Linked DNA regions of Homo sapiens: region 2 is linked to region 1. Evidence: chromatin loops called from intact Hi-C (ENCODE). Cell type or tissue: PC-9. All regions are shown on one strand. Each heading gives the region's core, and the rest is flanking DNA. Links, peaks and the distances in the headings are about the cores only. Region 1 has its middle 100 kb from the start of LINC02104. Region 2 has its middle 160 kb from the start of LINC02104.

Region 1 (2,924 bases), core at 142-2,641:
TTCTGCTGTCTGAGCTTCCTGAGTAACTGGGATTATAGGCCAGCACCACCACGCTATACTAAATTTTACTATTTTTAGTAGAGATGGGGTTTTACCAAGTTAGTCAGACTGGTCTTGAACTCCTGACCTCAAGTGATCCACCTGCCTCAGCCTCCCAAAGTACTGGAATTACAGGTGTGAGCAACCATGCTCAGACTTAAATGAATTTTTTTAAATGAAAAATTGGGTTAACGGGTAACAAAAACACTTTACAGTACATCACCCCACAGCCTAGTATCTAGAGTTTTCTCAGTGAAACATAATTTTAGAAATTATCTCTTTTCGTATTTGTTACTTAATTTGTCATACTGCAAATTTCAAGGGCTGGTAGTAGTAGCCAGTGAAATGCCATGCCCAAAGAGGAAGGTAAATAATGTTTTTAAATGCATTTGCTAGTTTTATGCTTTACAGAAAATATTTTATTTTCTGTAAAATAAATTAGTTCCAATTTAGAGATGAGGATATTAGGGTTCATAAATGTTCAAAAACTTGGTCAAGGTCAAATTAGTGAGTAGTAGTGCTCCTTTCACTTACTACTCAAGCATCTGTTTTCTAATTTTTGCACAGCCCTTGAATTCAGAGACTATAATTTATTAGTCTATTAAGGTGTAAATTTTAAAGAAGAATAATGTGCCAAATATTGTTATCAAAAAGATTTTCATATGAGACCATTTCTACAGAAACTTTTTGTTGTTGTTCCTTTTTCTTATTCAATCTTATTGCAGTGATGACTGCAGTAACATGTTGTATCTCTCCTCTTCTTACAACTTAACTTTGACACTGCTCCCATCCAGTAATGGGAACTATGTACTCTCCACTTGCATGTACTTGTCAATAATGTTAATACTTTGTGGTTTTTGAGGCTGAGTTATAAAAGGTGATTTTTAACCTTGTTCTCTTGGGACACTCTCTCAATTCAGCAACCATACTGTTAGGTAGTCCAAGCAGCTTGCAGATAGGTCCATATGGGGAGAATCAGGGTCTGGTCATTAACAGGAACCACTGAACTGCCAGTCAATAGTGAGCCCCAACTAGCCAGCCATGTGAATGAGTCATCCTGGGAGTAATCCTGCAATACCAGTTGAACTGCCCAGCTGATGCTATGTGGAGCAGAGGTAAAACCTTCACAAGGATCCCTGTGAAAACTGAAGTTTTATAAGTGAAATTAACTATTTATTGCTGTTGTTTTAAGCCACAGCATTTTATAGTGATTTGCTATTCGGCAATAAGCAAGTGTCACATGTTCTTTTGGGTTAATGGAAAACTTACTTTTGAAAACCATTTTCATTGCACTACATTTCTGAATGTTTTCTTCCTGTTGTATGAGCTAAAAATAATCCAAGAAAAGTTGCCCAACTCCTGAGAGACTTGGACAAACCTGAAATAATTTTTGTTTTGTAGTTTCATTCTTATGCTGCTCTATTAAAAAATCTTGCTTGTCTGTTTTGACCAGAAATATCCAGGAAAAAGGCAGTTACATTCGTTTACTCTGGACTTGCTGCAAGAGTATGAACAGGCAAAGTAACCTTTGCACTATAGTTAATGTTTTCCACGGAATCTATCTGAACATCAGACTGCTTCATTGCTACAAGTTATTCAACTTCTATTAATTCTATAATTGAATAGAAGTTTGATTTAACTTGTGGAATTTTGCTTCTAAGAAACCTGCTTCTTTTATTTGGAGCACATCTCGTTTCAGTCTTTCTTTGTGTGTCATATTAATAGATTTTTTAAACATTTGTTTTAAACATTTTCCTTAAAAATATATTTTTTTTCTTCATTCTTCTTATTCTTGCCATGTTCCTGGTCATAAATATCAAGGTGATGGTTTCTAGTTATCCAGGCTTATGTAGCTATTTAACAAGCTCATAAGATTATCAACTACATTGTCCACCTGCATATTTTGTCATGGCATAAATAAGCCATATCCTGCAATGGCATTAAATCATAGATATGATAGGATTCATATTAACTATTTGAAAGAAGCATGTGGACAGGAACTCAAGGAAGTCACACAGGTGAGTTATTCTTTATTGACAATACGGATAAGTAATTGACATTATTACTTTCTGTATCTGGGAACACTAAACCCTAGTGTCTAGTGTCACAACTGCCTTTACCTTGGCTTCCCCAACCCAATTCCCAGAAAACAAAGCTTGTAACAGGGGCTTGTGTGTGGGTGACTTATTTAGGAAGTGACCCTAGGTAACTGAGATGGGGACTGGAATAGAGTAACATGGAAGGAAGGAAAGCCATGAGTAGTAGTCTGTTTTCAGGCTGCTGATAAAGACATACCCGAGACTGGGTAATTTATAAGTAAAAATAAGTTTAATGGATTCAACAGTTCCATGTGGCTGGTGAGGCCTGACAGTCATGGTGGAAGGTGAAAGGCACGTCTTATATAGTGGCAGACAAGAAAGAATGAGAGCCAAGTGAAAGGGATTTCCATTTATAAAACCATCAGATCTTGTGAGACTTATTCACTACCACAAGAACAGTATGGGGAAAAGCATCCCCATGATTCAATTATCTCCCAACAAGTCCCTCCCACAACACATGGGAATTATGGGAGCTACCATTCAAGATGAGATTTGGGTGGGGACACAGCTAAACCATATCACCATGGTAAGAGTTATTTATCAAATTGGTCCCCACTATAGCTACAGGAGCTCAATTCCTCTGGGAACTTCTCACGAGAAAGTGTCTCAAGGATGAGAAGACAGGGCACTTATCTCTTGACCCCTCCTCCATTGGCCAAGGGTAGCCTGTGGTTTATTAACTCCTTGGGGCTTCTATGTCTCTTGTGTCTAAGCACGAAGTGGTCTTTGTAAGCCTCCTTTGTTGCTGCATCAGAGGAGTACTAGAAAAGGGAGAGGAGTATGTTA
Region 2 (2,924 bases), core at 268-2,767, 54 kb after region 1:
TAGTTGAGTCTGATGAACTTAGCTGATTTATGAATAGTTTGTTTCAGTGGCCTTTGGAGAGTTGAGAGTAGATATAATGAAGTCATGTCATTAACAGTGGTTGTCCGTAAATATGTTGAAAATCCAGATTCTGTTTTTACCAGAGGAGTAACCTGGTCAAGCAATACTATTATTTTTTTATGATGGACAAAATATCTACTAAACCCTATGTATGTGCCTTTACATAGATTACCTTTTTAAATTGTTTCAAATGCCTATCAAGTTTGTAGGTTTTTTGTTTGTTTCTGTTTTCTTTTCTTTTTCTTTCTTTTTTCTTTCTTTTTCTTGAGACAGAGTCTCGCTCATGTTACCTCGGCTCACTGCAACCTCCACCTACCGGGTTCAAGTGATTCTCTTGCCTCAGCCTCCGAAGTAGCTGGTATTACAGGAGCCTGCCACTATGCCCAGCTAATTTTTGTATTTTTGGTAGAGACGGGGTTTCACCATGTTGGCCAGACTGGTCTCAAACTCCTGACCTCAGGTGATTTGCCCACCTCGGCCTCCTGAAGTGCTGGGATTACAGGCGTGAGCTACTGCACCCAGCTGTTTCTGTTTTTTTTTTTTTTTTTTTTTTTTTTTTTTTTGAGACAGGGTCTCACTCTATTGCCCAGGCTGGAGTGAAGTGGAGCAATCCCAGCTTACTGCAGCCTTGACCTCCCAGGCTTAGGTGATCTTCCAGCCTTAGCCTCCCAAGTAGCTGTGACTACAGGCCTGTGCTACCGTGCCCAGCTAATTTTTGTATTTTTTTGTAGTGACGGGGTTTTGCCATGATACCCAGGCTGGTCGCGAATTCTTTGCTTAAGCGATCTGGCTGCCTCAGCCTCCCAAATTACTGGGATTACAGGCATGTGAGGTGCCACGCCTGGCCAAGTTCATAGTTTTAATAGCTCCATTTTATTGTAAGGAAACCAAGGCAAAATAAAGTTAATTATTTTTCTCAGTTATGCAGACAGTGAATTTCAGAACCACTTAGGAAATTCAATCCAGACACAAAGGCTCCAGATTACTAAATATAGGTTTGTAGGAAACAAAAAAATGGGGCTAAGGTGTTCCAGCTAGACTCAGATTTCCCCATGTCCCATAGCGGTCACTACAGCCTGAGATGGGGCTCAGCTTAAGGCTATGGGGACTAAAGAGATAAAAGGATTTGTATTTTAGCCTCATTCTTAGTCAAGATTGCCACTCCCTTCCTGTGCTCCTGGCTGCAAACTTACTTCTTAAAAACTGGTAGGACTTGTCTCCCAGGAATGTTTTCAATCATAATTTTTAAAAATCTCATTAGAACATCTAATATTTTATTATTGTTTTTCAGGTTTTCATAGGATAGCTGTTCAAAGGAAAAAAAATATACAATGCTTGTTTCCCTGAGTTAACAGGAAGACCAGATTTTTCACTAAACTGACCAACATTGCTGTCTGTATGTTATGGAGTTGTCAACCCACTGTTTAGTCCCTAAGAAGAGAGGATTTGTCACACTGGCTCACACTCACAGACTCAGTCCATGTTTTATAGCCAACAAAGCCTTCAAGGGACAAACAACATATCTGATATATAGTCTCTTAAAATTTTTGTTGCTATCAATTTTCTATTTATAAACTCACTGCTTGTGTAAATATTTTGTTGTGATTTTTTCCAAAGATTTGTTATTATTATTCACATCCATGATGGGGGAGGAGAAAGAGATAGAGAAAGAGAGAGAGAGAGAGAGAGATTGAGAGACAGAGAGAATACTCACATTTCAGCCCTTTGAAATCATGCCAGTTATTTTCTGCATAGGATCCCGCTGTTTGTGCCTCCACCTCCATTATTCACCCTGCTCGAACCCCCTCAGTGCCCCCAGGAAGCCACCAGCATATGACAGGCTTGCTGGGTCCTCTGATTTACTGCTGGCTTCCATTAGCTAGGAGCCCACTGGGTAGGAGATTGGAAAGAGAGTCAGGTGAGAGTATTTATTTCCTGAGCTTCCTCCCTGCCAGGTGCCTTGGGGTAACCCTTTACCAATGGTCACTGATCTTTGCAACACAGAGGAATTTCTGCTACTCTCTTCTCTCTAACTGTTAGTTGCCCCCTCCCTCCACTCATCTCTCCCTGACTAGGAATAGTAACAACTCACTTATCATAAGCCCCAGATTAGTATCCTTTGTGGCTCCCCTGTGTTAACAACCACTCTGAAAATTAACCCTCCTCTGATTATCCTATTTTGATTTTTCCAAATACAGCTGGTCCGTTGTATTCATGGGTTTTGCATCCATAGATTTAACCAACTGTGGATCAAAAATATTTTAAACAATGGATCATTGCCTCTGTACTATGTACAGACATTTTTTTCTTGTCATTATTTCCTAAACAATACAGTATAACAACTATTTACATAGCATTTACATTGTGTTAGATATTATAACTAATCTAGAGTTTATTTAAAGTATACAGGAGGATGTGTGTAGGTTACATGCAAACACTCCATTATTTTATACCAGGAACTTACTTCGGCTTCTGCAGATTTTGGTATTTATAGGGTTTCTGACACCAATCCCCCATGAATACTGAATGATAACTATATTTCCTACTGGAATTTTTACTTGTGTTTTTTTCTCATCATCCTTTTAAAGACCATAACCTACTTGAACAAGGCTATAATTATTTCTGCAAAGAATATTTCAAAGGGAAGATATATGTAAGGCAAATCTGGCACACTTTTAATTTGCTGCTCTTCCTAATACTTTTTTGTGGTCTCTCTAAGTCAAGTGTGTTTATATCTTGCCCTATTACAGTGACACATGCTATTCAGCAAAGAAATGTGTCTCCAGATCTTCTGTCTATGTCCAAATCCCTCAGGACTCTGTTCTCTATTATGCAAGAGTGAACTTAGGTATCTGATCATGAAT

What was found. Hi-C counts contacts between places; a loop is a spot of excess contacts. Peaks named below come from ENCODE experiments on the same cell type or tissue, not always from the same donor. Only the 100,000 strongest peaks of a DNase experiment are listed, where the experiment ranks them.
Region 2: a loop joins it to region 1, with 3 times the contacts of the local background. A loop is called at or near these places in 2 of 110 quality-filtered maps.

What each region holds. Positions count from the first base shown.
Region 1 is chr5:39,623,613-39,626,536 of GRCh38, forward strand. No RefSeq gene overlaps it. Among named protein-coding and RNA genes, the nearest start is that of LINC02104, 100 kb to the left of the region's middle. In PC-9, for the core only: no CTCF peak of the experiment used is centred there; a DNase peak (open chromatin) is centred at 1,109; H3K4me3 peaks cover 2,124 bases; H3K27ac peaks cover 2,500 bases.
Region 2 is chr5:39,677,539-39,680,462 of GRCh38, forward strand. No RefSeq gene overlaps it. Among named protein-coding and RNA genes, the nearest start is that of LINC02104, 160 kb to the left of the region's middle. In PC-9, for the core only: no CTCF peak of the experiment used is centred there; no DNase peak of the experiment used is centred there; H3K27ac peaks cover 944 bases.